3 separate regions of the Mus musculus genome follow, and regions 2 and 3 are each linked to region 1. A link is a contact called in ENCODE POLR2A ChIA-PET data. All regions are on one chromosome and are shown on one strand. Each heading gives the region's core, a stretch centred on a gene start or an enhancer-like site at or near the end of the contact. The rest is flanking DNA. Distances are from core to core; before and after follow the strand shown.

The links. ChIA-PET counts read pairs that join two places held with the same protein, here RNA polymerase II (POLR2A).
Region 2: POLR2A ChIA-PET joins it to region 1 with 53 read pairs in Patski. The contact joins the promoter of Hdgf here to the promoter of Nes in region 1. POLR2A ChIA-PET finds 5 or more read pairs at or near these places in 4 of 5 experiments (Patski and embryonic stem cell).
Region 3: POLR2A ChIA-PET joins it to region 1 with 13 read pairs in Patski. The contact joins the promoter of Gpatch4 here to the promoter of Nes in region 1. POLR2A ChIA-PET finds 5 or more read pairs at or near these places in 2 of 5 experiments (Patski and embryonic stem cell).

What each region holds. Positions count from the first base shown.
Region 1 is chr3:87,968,958-87,972,754 of GRCm38, forward strand. It overlaps Nes (nestin), which reads left to right and starts at 2,136. Exons shown (of 4, transcript NM_016701.3): 1 at 2,136-3,031. The coding sequence starts at 2,246.
Region 2 is chr3:87,903,955-87,907,651 of GRCm38, forward strand. It overlaps Hdgf (heparin binding growth factor), which reads left to right and starts at 2,367. Exons shown (of 6, transcript NM_008231.4): 1 at 2,367-2,760. The coding sequence starts at 2,674.
Region 3 is chr3:88,041,647-88,045,367 of GRCm38, forward strand. It overlaps Gpatch4 (G patch domain containing 4), which reads left to right and starts at 1,460. Exons shown (of 8, transcript NM_001110809.2): 1 at 1,460-1,533.

The DNA.
Region 1 (3,797 bases), core at 886-3,385:
AACACCTTCAACATTTTCAGAATTGATCCATACTTTAATTTAAAAAAATAGTTTATTGTTATTTGTGTGTGTGTGTGTGTGTGTGTGTGTGCATGGGCGTGTATATCTGTGTGTGGATGCATGCAGAGGTCAGAGGCTTTGATGTCCCTGGAGCTGCATGTGGGTGCTGGGAATGGTACTTGAGTCCTCTGGAAGAGCAGCAAGTGCTTTTGACTACTGAGCGTCTGTCTCTCCAGCCCAGATATCCTGATTTCGTAACCATCAGTGCTGAGAATGCCAATCTGTATGAACGATTCTGCCCATAGAAGTATGTTTAGGACCATTTCAGACATTTTTGGAAATTTTGTCCTAATCCCAAGTCAAAATTCACTGAACGATTTATTTATTTATTATATATAAGTACACTGTAGCTGTCTTCAGACACACCAGAAGAGGGCATCAGATCTCATTGCAGATGGTTGTGAGCCACCGTGTAGTTGCTTGGAATTGAACTGAGGACCTCTGGAAGGGTAGTCAGTGCTCTTAATTACTGAGCAGTCTTTCCAGCCCCCTATTTTTTTTTTCTTTTAAGGCAGGATCTGACTATGTAATCCTGGGTGGCCCAGAACTCATTTGCTATGTAGAGGCTGGCCTCAAACTCAGAGATTGGCTTTATTCTTTCTCTTGCGTGCTGGGGTTAAAGGGATTAAACTGGCCTCACTGAACAAAGTTTGATGAAACTCATGTCATTGACTCAAACAGCTATTTTAAAGAATTTAGATTTATTATTGTTCTTCTTATTATTGGTGTGTGTGTGTGTGTGTGTGTGTACAGGTGCACCATGCCACAGTATGCCATGTGGGAACCAGTCTCTCCTCAGCTCACTATGCGGGTCCTGAACATCACAGTAGGGAGCATGGCAACAGGCAGGCGGTTATGGCACTGGAACAGCAGCTGAGAGCTCAGGTCTCAATGTACAAGCACAAGCCTGCCCCCAGTGACACACCTCCTCCAACAAGGCCATTCCTCCCAATCCTTTTTTTTTTTTTTTTTTTTTTTTTGGATTTTTGAGACAGGGTTTCTCTGTGTAGCTCTGGCTGTCCTGGAACTCACTCTGTAGACCAGGCTGGTCTCGAACTCAGAAATCCGCCTGCCTTTGCCTCCCAAGTGCTGGGATTAAAGACATGTGCCACCACTGCCCGGCCCCAATCTTTTTAAACAGGTCCTCCACCTGGGGAGCAAGCATTCAAATATTTGAGCCTGAAATATTGGTCCCTTGTAGAAAATCTACAGCTTCATTTCTTTCTTCGCCAAACTTCATGCTTAGCCACCAGGGGGCTCTCTTGAGAGCCGCGTAACTTCTTCACTAAATGACAAGAGGGATCGAACTTCAAAGGAGAAAAACTTTCCCTTGCTAGTCTCCTTTTCCTGGTGCGGGGTAGGGTAGGGTAGGACGTCCCTCTGCGGGTACGAACTGGGCATTGTGTCTGCTAACATTAACTGGGCAGGGGTACTGGCACAGGCATTTAATCCCAGCACTGGGGAAGCTATGGCAGGAGCGTCCCTGAGACCTGCCTGATCTACATAGCCATACCAACCATCTGAAGAAAAGGGGTGGTGGTGGTGTTTACTACCCAGGCTGGTGTCAATCCTACTTCAGCCTCCGGAGCACTGGCAGACTTCCCTCAGTACCAGTGGGCTCCTCTTTCTTCGGGCAGTGTTTCTTCGCAATGTTGCCTCTCTTGGGGGTGAGTATTTACTGTTATACACAAAACACTGCACCGTCCGTTTTTCCAACAGTTCACGAGGTTTCCAACACCAAGCCATTTTATAAATGAGGAGCTGAGTCCTAGAGGATTTGAGTAAGAGTGTAGAGAAAGGAGGTCCTGGGGCCCAGTTCTGTGCATCTTAGGGTGTTCTGGGCTGTCTGGCTGTATCTCAAGCCTCTTTCGGAAAATCACCCGCACCGGACGGGATCCCCGCCAGGGCGAGGCTACAATTTGATTCTTCTCTGCTGAGCTGGGATGATGCAGGGACCCGGGCTGTGTGTTGCACTGAACTCTAAAGGGTTAAGGCCTAGGGACCGCCCCTTTTCCGCCCGGCCGGCGGGAGTATGAATACCCTCGCTTCAGCTCGCTGCTGGAATCCTCCGCTTCCGCTGGGTCACTGTCGCCGCTACTCCCTTTCTCCCCCTTAAAAGCTCCAAGGGCCACTCCCTTCTCTAGTGCTCCACGTCCGCTTGCCCTCGGGGGGCCAGACCAGCGACATGGAGGGTTGCGTCGGGGAAGAATCTTTTCAGATGTGGGAGCTCAATCGACGCCTGGAGGCCTACCTGACCCGGGTCAAGACGCTGGAGGAGCAGAACCAGCTGCTCAGTGCCGAGCTTGGGGGACTCCGGGCGCAGTCCGGGGACGCCTCCTGGCGAGCCCGAGCCGACGACGAGCTGGCAGCCCTGCGGGTCCTCGTCGATCAGCGCTGGCGGGAGAAGCACGAGGCTGAGGTGCAGCGCGACAACCTTGCCGAAGAGCTGGAGAGCGTGGCGGGCCGGTGCCAGCAGGTGCGGCTCGCCCGGGAGCGGACCATCGAGGAGGCGGCCTGCAGCCGGCGCGCGCTCGAGGCGGAGAAGAATGCGCGGGGCTGGCTGAGCACCCAGGCTGCCGAGCTGGAGCGCGAGTTAGAGGCTCTGCGAGCGTCGCACGAGGAGGAGCGCGCGCACCTGAACGCCCAGGCCGCCTGTACGCCGCGCCGACCCCCCGCGCCGGCCCACGCATCCCCCATCCGGGCCCCTGAAGTCGAGGAGCTGGCCAGGCGCCTAGGCGAAGTGTGGCGCGGGGCGGTGCGTGACTACCAGGAGCGCGTGGCTCACATGGAGAGCTCGCTGGGCCAGGCCCGCGAGCGTCTGGGCCAAGCCGTGCGGGGCGCTCGGGAGAGTCGCTTAGAGGTGCAGCAGCTGCAGGCTGATCGCGACAGCCTCCAGGAGCGCAGAGAGGCGCTGGAACAGAGATTGGAAGGCCGCTGGCAGGACCGGCTGCAGGCCACTGAAAAGTTCCAGGTGAGGAGGGTCACCAACACGCCCACCCTGTCCCTGGTAAAACCAAGCCCTAGGAGGTACTTAGGATGGCAAGAGACCTTCAGGAAAGGGGTGGGGGCAAGGACAACTGTATTCAGGAGTCCTTGCTCAGAGCAAGCACAAGTCCTAGACTTCCCTGTCCAGACAGGCAGGATGGATGGAATTCTGAGACCTCCTAGCACAGCCCCCTTGAAAGGCCCGCAGGCCAATACCCACTGTAGCTGCTCCTCACTCTTTGAATGGCAACCCCTCTCTAGGGTGACTCCCTGTGCCCTTCACTATGCAGTTGTCAATCAGAAGGTGCCCAACACATGCTCTCTCCCCACCAGAAGGTTCCTAGCAACCATAGTGAAGGAAGGCAGTGTGAGCCACCGCAGACCACCAGCCCCTCTCTGTGTCAAGGCTTCTCAGCTCCCTGAAGCGCATTCCAAAGGCCTGGGGCACCCTCCCCCTCATATTGCACAGATGTGACCAACAGCTGAGAAAACAGCCTCTTGCCTGGCCCAGACAGAAGTCCCGACGTGACCACCTGCCCACTCTTCTTGGGGGAGAAGGATTCCAGAACAAGTGGGAAGTGGAGGAACCCAGCCTGCTATGAGGAGCCGGGGGCAGTGGTGGCCCAGCTGCTTTCCTTCCAAGCCTTCTCGAGGCGACTCTTGATAAATTGCTTTTTCCTTCTGTTTCCACTTTGCCTCCTCTTCCGCTGTGTAACCCATCTCCTCTCCTTTATCCCATCTCCTCCCGTGGG
Region 2 (3,697 bases), core at 1,117-3,616, 65 kb before region 1:
CGCAAAGAACAAAGGGAAGCCTGACTCCCCAAGGGTCTAGGCTTCTGCTCATGCTGTAACTGAGCCTCTGAGGTGCTTGGCTTGGCTCAGGGCAGCTGGGGGAGCGGAGGTAAGGACTGGATATTAAATTGCAGCCAAAGCCAGGAAGGTTTATGGCAACAAAAGGAACCTGCTTGTGGCGTGCTGTCTGCATGGGCCATTGAGGGAGGGGCCGGGAGGGCTGCTGCCAGCAGAAAACTTTCTTTGTGTGTGTGTGTGTGTGTGTGTGTGTGAGAGAGAGAGAGAGAGAGAGAGAGAGAGAGAGAAGCTGAGGATCAAATCTAAGGCCTCTTTCCTGCTCTATCACCCGAGTTCCATTCTCAGCCCCATCAAGAATTTAGAAGTTGCTCTTGCTCTTCCTCTCTGCCCCCCCCCCCCCGCCACCCCTCCTCCGTATTCATGGCTACTCCTCTACCCACTCTGCCTTTCTCTGTCTCTACTACCCCCTCAACTCCCCTCCCCATGCCCTAAATAAACTCTATTCTACACTAAAGTAATAATAACTTAGAAGTCTTACTGATACCTTTTAGCCAAGTGGAGAAGAGGGTAGGACCCTCAGTTTTAATTAAATTGGAATGTGCATGATTTGAGTTTAAAAACATGTAAAATTTCATACTTATAGGACACAAAAAAAAACTCATTAAACTTTTTTTTTTTTTTTTTTTTGGTTTTTCGAGACAGGGTTTCTCTGTATAGCCCTGGCTGTCCTGGAACTCACTTTGTAGACCAGGCTGGCCTTGAACTCAGAAATCTGCCTGCCTCTGCCTCCTGAGTGCTGGGGTTAAAGGCGTGTGCCACCACGCCAGGCATCATTAAACTTTTTAAAGAATTTGTGATTAGGGTTGAAGAGGTGGTCAGTTGCTGCTCTTCCAGGAGACTCAAGTTCAGTTCCCTGAACCCATGTGAATGGGCTCACAATGACCTGCGACTCCAGCCTCAGGGGATCTGACACTCTCTTCTGCACACCACACATGTAGCATGCATTCACAAACACAAATAAAAACTTCAAATCTGAGCTGGTGAGATGGCTCAGTGGTTAAGAGTGCCTACTGCTCTTCCAATGGTCCTGAGTTCAAATCCCAGCTGTTTGTGGACCATTTGAACTCATACATGGTGGCTCACAACCATCCCTAATGAAATCTGAGGCCCTCTTCTGGAGTGTCTGAAGACAGCTACAGTGTCTTACAAATAATAAATGAATAAATAAATATTAAAAAAAACCTTCAAATCTGCTGGGCAGTGGTGGTGCACCCGTTTAAGAGGGAGAGGCAAGTGGATCTCTGAGTTTGAGGCCAGCCTGGTCTACATGAGTTTCAGGACAGCCAGGGCTACACAGAGAAACCCTGCCTTGAAAAACCAAAAACAAACAAACAAAAACCAGAAACCTTCAAATCTCTTTAAAAAGAGAGTATGCAGGCCAGCCAGCCAGGGCTACATACTAAGACTGTCTCCCCCGGCAGTGGTGGCACACTTCTGTAATCCCAGCACTTGGGAGGCAGAGGCAGGCGGATTTCTGAGTTTGAGGTCAGTCAGAGTGAGTTCCAGGACAGCCAGGACTGCACAGAGAAACCCTGTCTTGAAAAATAAAAAAAAATAAAAAAAAAAGACTGTCTCAATAAAAATAAGATATAAAACAATTAGATATAAACAACAAAAAACCCATTGCACAGAGATGTAATTACAACAAAATCTTGTTTGGTTTGAGATCTGAGATCAAGTTTTGCGCACATCATTCCTTAGAATATAACCCAGGCCAAATACAGTCTTCAAATTAATACTATATATCTCCAAACTAGATTTAGTGGTATCCAACTGTCTTTATCGTTTAGGACCTCCTTATTCTAGTGAGGGTAATTGGTGATAGTCCAGATACAGCTGTTAATTTAGAGTAGACTGAAATGGTAGGACTCGAACTCTTATACCGCCACCAACAGAAGCACGTGGAGTGTGTGGGGTACACCTCTTGCCTTGGCGGTCTAACTAGTTAGAAGTCAGAGGCGCAGAGCAAATACGTGGGTTGGGACATGGCACGTGGTAGGGGGGACAGAGCGCAAGGCAGGCCACAGTAGGCCCCGCCTGGCCAGGGCATTCAGAGGAGCCCGGGGAGGGGCACGTGCAGCCTGTCCAGCGGGCGCCAGCTCCTTTTGGGCTGGCACCCACCACCCGCCCGCACACAAAGCCCGCTCGGCGCGCTCGGCACTCGGCTCTTCAAGCCTGTGCCTCTGAGCCCCGCCTGGCGGCCTCCAGGTTGGGTGTGAGGCCGGGGCAGGCTGTAGGCGTCGATTGGCTGCGCGCATCGAACCGCCGCGGGCGGGAGCGCGAGGGGAGGAGTGGGCCGCGGGGGGTGGAGGAAGCGGCCTCGCTCGCGCCGAGGAGGGAGCAATTGAATTTCAAACACAAACAACCACACGAGCTAGCGCTCCCGGAGCCGTGTGTTGCCCACCGCGCCCGGCCCTGTCCGAGCGGCGCGCGGGCGCAGACGCCGTGGCTGCCCCGGAGCTCGCGTCGGGGGCCGGCATCGAGGCGGGGGCCGCGCGAGGGCCGGAGCGCAGCGGCGCCGCAACCGCCGCACGCGCAAACTTGGGCTCGCGCTTCCCGGCTCGGCGCGGAGCCCGGGGCGCCCGCGGCCCCGCCATGTCGCGATCCAACCGGCAGAAAGAGTACAAGTGCGGAGACCTGGTGTTTGCGAAGATGAAAGGATACCCACACTGGCCGGCCCGGGTGAGTGGCGCGGCCGTCGCGGGCCCTGCTGCGGGTTGCATAACGCTCGGGAGGGCACGGCCGCCGAGCGCGGAGCGGGCGTAGGGGCAGGGGTGCCAGGCCTGTTCTGGCTGGCGGGAGCCCACCACCGCTTACATAACGGAGGCGATCGCGGCCGGCACCTGGCGGGCAGCGCCGCGTGCTCAGTTCGCCCTCACCCCTCCGTCACAGCGGCCGAGGCTTCGGGCTCACGGTGGCGGGGGGGGGGGGGGGAGCGGCCCGATGGTGTGTCGCTTCTTTCGCCGCGAATCCCAACCCCTTCTCGGAGCCCCGCTTGAGCCCTGAGTCTCCATTGATAGTTGCCTCCAGTTCAGGTTTCTCTGGCTGGACGAACGGGTGCGAGGGGTCTCAGTTCACAGAGGGTTAGGTGGATGTAGAGTTGGCGACTCACAAACTTTCTTGGAGCATTTTGGTAGGAACTCTGAAGTTGGGAGGGTCGTGAAATGTTTGGGGACGACTTACTTAAAAATGGTCTTGCCTGGCCTGGTGACTCTGCCATAACCGATTTAGCCCCCAGCTCTACAAGAACATCCCTCCATATGCCTCCAGCTCAGACTTGGAACTGGAGGCAGCAGGGCCCCCGTGTGCTTTGGGAAATCCAGTACAGACGACCTTAGCGCGGTGTGGGGGATTGTGGGACGCTGGAGTTTCCTCGGCTTCCCATTAGTGAGCGTCTCCAGTCAGGGAGGCCGGTGTCAGCCATGTGGTTGTTTGAACCCGCCAAGAGTAGGGCCTTCCCCATTCCAGCACCTGGCCAGGTGGGAGGGTGGGGCAGAAAGCCTGCTGTGTTTATCACCTTCCCTCCCAGGAAAAGGTGTGTGTGTGTGTGTGTGTGTGTGTGTGTGTTGGGGGGAGGGTTGCTTCTGGGAATTTTTCAAAACGATTGTAGAGGGGGCCC
Region 3 (3,721 bases), core at 210-2,709, 72 kb after region 1:
GAAGGCAGTCCCTGTCTCCTGCCTTTGGATTAAGATGTAGAACTCTCAGCTCCTCCAGCACCATGTCTGCCTGCAGGCTGCCATGCCTCCCACCACGATGATAATGAACTGAACCTCTGAAATTGTAATCCAGCCCCAATTAAATTTTTTTTCCTTAGAAGAGTTGCCTTGGTCATGTTGTTCCTTCACAACAATTAAGACACTATCCTAATATGGGCCTCACACAAATGATACACAGATGTGACCAGATAACTCTTTTGTTACAAAAGACTCCCGTTCTCTTGACATGGTCAGGGTAGTAGGATGATTTTCAGAATTCACCCATTGCATCTCTGTTTCTGCTATCATGGGTTTTGTTTTGTTTTGTTCTGTTTTGCTTTTTTAAAGATTCATTTTTAATTATGTGTTTCTGTGAGTGGGCCTGTGTATATGTTTATAGATACCAGCAGAGGCCATGGGTCCCCAGGAGTTGGAGTTTACAGGTACCTGTGAATACCCAACATGGATACTGTGCATCTTTTTTTGTTGTTGTTTTTGTTTTGTTTTGTTTTTCGAGACAGGGTTTCTCTGTATAGCCGTGGCTGTCCTGGAACTCACTTTGTAGACCAGGCTGGCCTCGAACTCAGAAATCCGTCTGCCTCTGCCTCCCGAGTGCTGGGATTAAAGGCATGTGTCACCACCCAACATGGATACTGGTAACTAGACTTGGATGCTCTTGAAGATCCCCCACTGTAATTTCTTTTCTTTTTAATTAATTGTTAAGGATGTAATTTTATATGTGTGTGTGCGTTGCCTGCATGTATGCATCTGCAGTTCAGAAGTTAGAAGGTGTTGGATCCTCTGGAATCCATATGGGTGCTGGGAACTCAATCTGAAACACTCTTAATGGGTTAGCTATCTCTTCTGCCCTCAGTGTATTTTCTTTATTATATCCTTTGCCGTAATTGCGTTCTAGATAACAAGCAAATGGCTATTCCCATATGGGGAGGCAATATGAAACGCTCTTTTCCCTTGTTTTTGGGCGGCCGGCCGGCCGCAGAAGCCTACAACTGCTGGTGGGAATGGTGTACTTGCAGCTCCGGTGCCCTGGACCCCTTTTCGTCTCCTCTTCTTGGAGCAAGTCTACATGCTCCTCCAAGTTAAGGGTCGAGTCTTAAGTGTTCTTGTGTTCCCAGTACGAAAGGGACAAGGTAGTGTGCAACCAGTGCTGATCCCGCTACGCAGAGCCTGAGTGTCCTTGCCTCAAGGGAGGCACTAACTCCGGAAAGCTCAGGATAGGGTCGGGGGTGGGGGTGGGGGTGGGGGACCCGAAACAGAGGTTAGGGCGGCGCATTGGCTTCCAACAACTGCAGGAAGGAAACTAGCACCCAGCCTGGAACTCAGTTTCCGTGGCAAACATCCAGGGGAGTGGCTACTGTCAGGACGTCTCTATGGTTTCTGCATCCTAGAAGGGCCAAAGTTCACTTCCGGGAAGATGGCTGCACCCAAGTCGGGTGTCACACGTGCTTCCACGGAGAGGACTGTACACTGACGGTAAGGAGCTTGCTTTCCCCAGGGGCGGGAGCAAGGGCGAAGATCGGAGAGTAGTTCCACCCTGCTGACTCTGTGGCTGCGGGGCTTGGATTTATAACCGGAGGAAAAGGCGGCGGCTGGTCCTCTAGGCTGCTGCAAACGGGTGGCTCTGGACATCCCTGGAAACTGGCTGGAAAGGAGACCGCGTCTCAGTGTACTTGCAGCCTTCGCAGATCAGGCTGCGTCTGCCCACGCCGGCCCATTGCAAGTGCGTTAAAAAACGATTCCTACTGTGTCACTCATTTCAGTCCAGAAACGCTGAACGATTCTCAAGGGCTGGGAAATAAAGCTTGCCTCCGCCTTCCGGGAAGTGTGGTTTTGAATTACTGTGATGAGAAATAGAATGTGGGGAAGGCTTACAGCAGAAGAAAGAAGCTGTAAAGGTACAAAGCAGTGAGTTGCTCATGAAATGCTTCACTACCAATCCTGGATCCACTACTTGCCAGTTGTTTGGTGTTCGAATTAGCAGTGTTCGATTTCTTCTTTGTAAATTAAGGCTAAGTAATACCTTCTTATAAGATGTTGGCAGGCATCAATGAGACAATCCATGTGAAGCAGTTAATAGCAGGTTCGTGGTGAGTCAATGCACTACAAGTGTGGGGTATGATTATTCTTACTGTTAAAATAGTCAGAAATAATTTGGTATTTATAATAAGTGGTATTTGCATGGTGACCTCAGCATCTAAATTTTACTTCTGTTTCCATTTCAAGAAGCAAGGTAGCACCTGGGAGAGAGGCAGGCCAGTGTAACCCAGGCTAGCCAGGCTAATTAGTAAGCCCTCAAAAACAAAAAAAATCCAAGAAGACCACTTCTTTTTTTTTTTTAATTTTTTTTTAATTAGGTATTTTCCTCGTTTACATTTTCAATGCTATCCCAAAGGTCCCCCATATCCACCCCCCCCAATTCCCTACCCACCCACTCCCCCTTTTTGGCCCTGGCGTTCCCCTGTACTGGGACATCTAAAGTTGGCAAGTCCAATGGGCCTCTCTTTCCAGTGATGGCCGACTAGGCCATCTTTTGATGCATATGCAGCTAGAGACAAGAGCTCCGGAGTACTGCTTAGTTCATATTGTTGTTCCACCTATAGGGTTGCAGATCCCTTTAGCTCCTTGGGTAATATCTCTAGCTCCTGCATTGGGGGCCGTGTGATCCATCCAATAGCTGACTGTGAGCATCCACTTCTGTGTTTGCTAGGCCCCGGCATAGTCTCACAAGAGAGAGCTATATCTGGGTCCTTTCAGCAAAATTTTGCTAGTGTGTGCAATGGTGTCAGCGTTTGGAAGCTGATTATGGGATGGATCCCTGCATATGGCAATCACTAGATGGTTCATCTTTTTGTCACAGCTCCAAATTTTGTCTCTGTAGCTCCTTCCATGGGTGTTTTGTTCCCATTTCTAGGAAGGGGTTAAGTGTCCACACTTTGGTCAAGAAGACCACTTCTTTACCCCGTTTTTGTGTTGCTGTATTCACAGTTCCGTTTCATTTGGGCTTCATGCAATCATCCTTCCTAATGGAAAGGTGGATAGACATGTGATTCTTCCTAAACTCGACTGTCACGATTGCTAACACCCTGCCTCCATTTTATAAGGTTTTGTGAGCTTTGGGGCATTTAGCTATGCAGAATTGAAGAGTATTCCTAGACACCAGAGTACACAAGAGCATAGTCCCTTAACAAAGCATCGTTATCACTGGTGTGGTACCTGGGAAACTACACAGTCTATGCAGTCATGAGAAATAGAGGGAGCCAGGCATTTGTGGTGCATGCCTTTGAGGTCAGCCTTGTATACAGAGCTAGTTCCAGGACAGCCAAGGCTACACAAAGAAACCTGTCTCAAAAAATAAAAAAAGGGGGGGAGGAATAATGTGGGAGGATTTCTGAGAAAAGACGTTGACATCATAGGCCTCTGGAAAAGTCCCAGCCCAAAGGGGGCCCTGGATCACATTTTGAAACTGATAGAACTGATTATCTATCTATCTATCTATCTATCTATCTATCTATCTATCTATCTATCTATCTATATTTGAGACAGGCTTTTACAAAGCCCCCTTTACTGACCTGGGACATATGTAAAAGTGGCTGGCCTCCAGCTCACTGAGATCTTAGTCTGTTTCCTAAGTATTGAGATTAAAGATGTGCACTACTATACA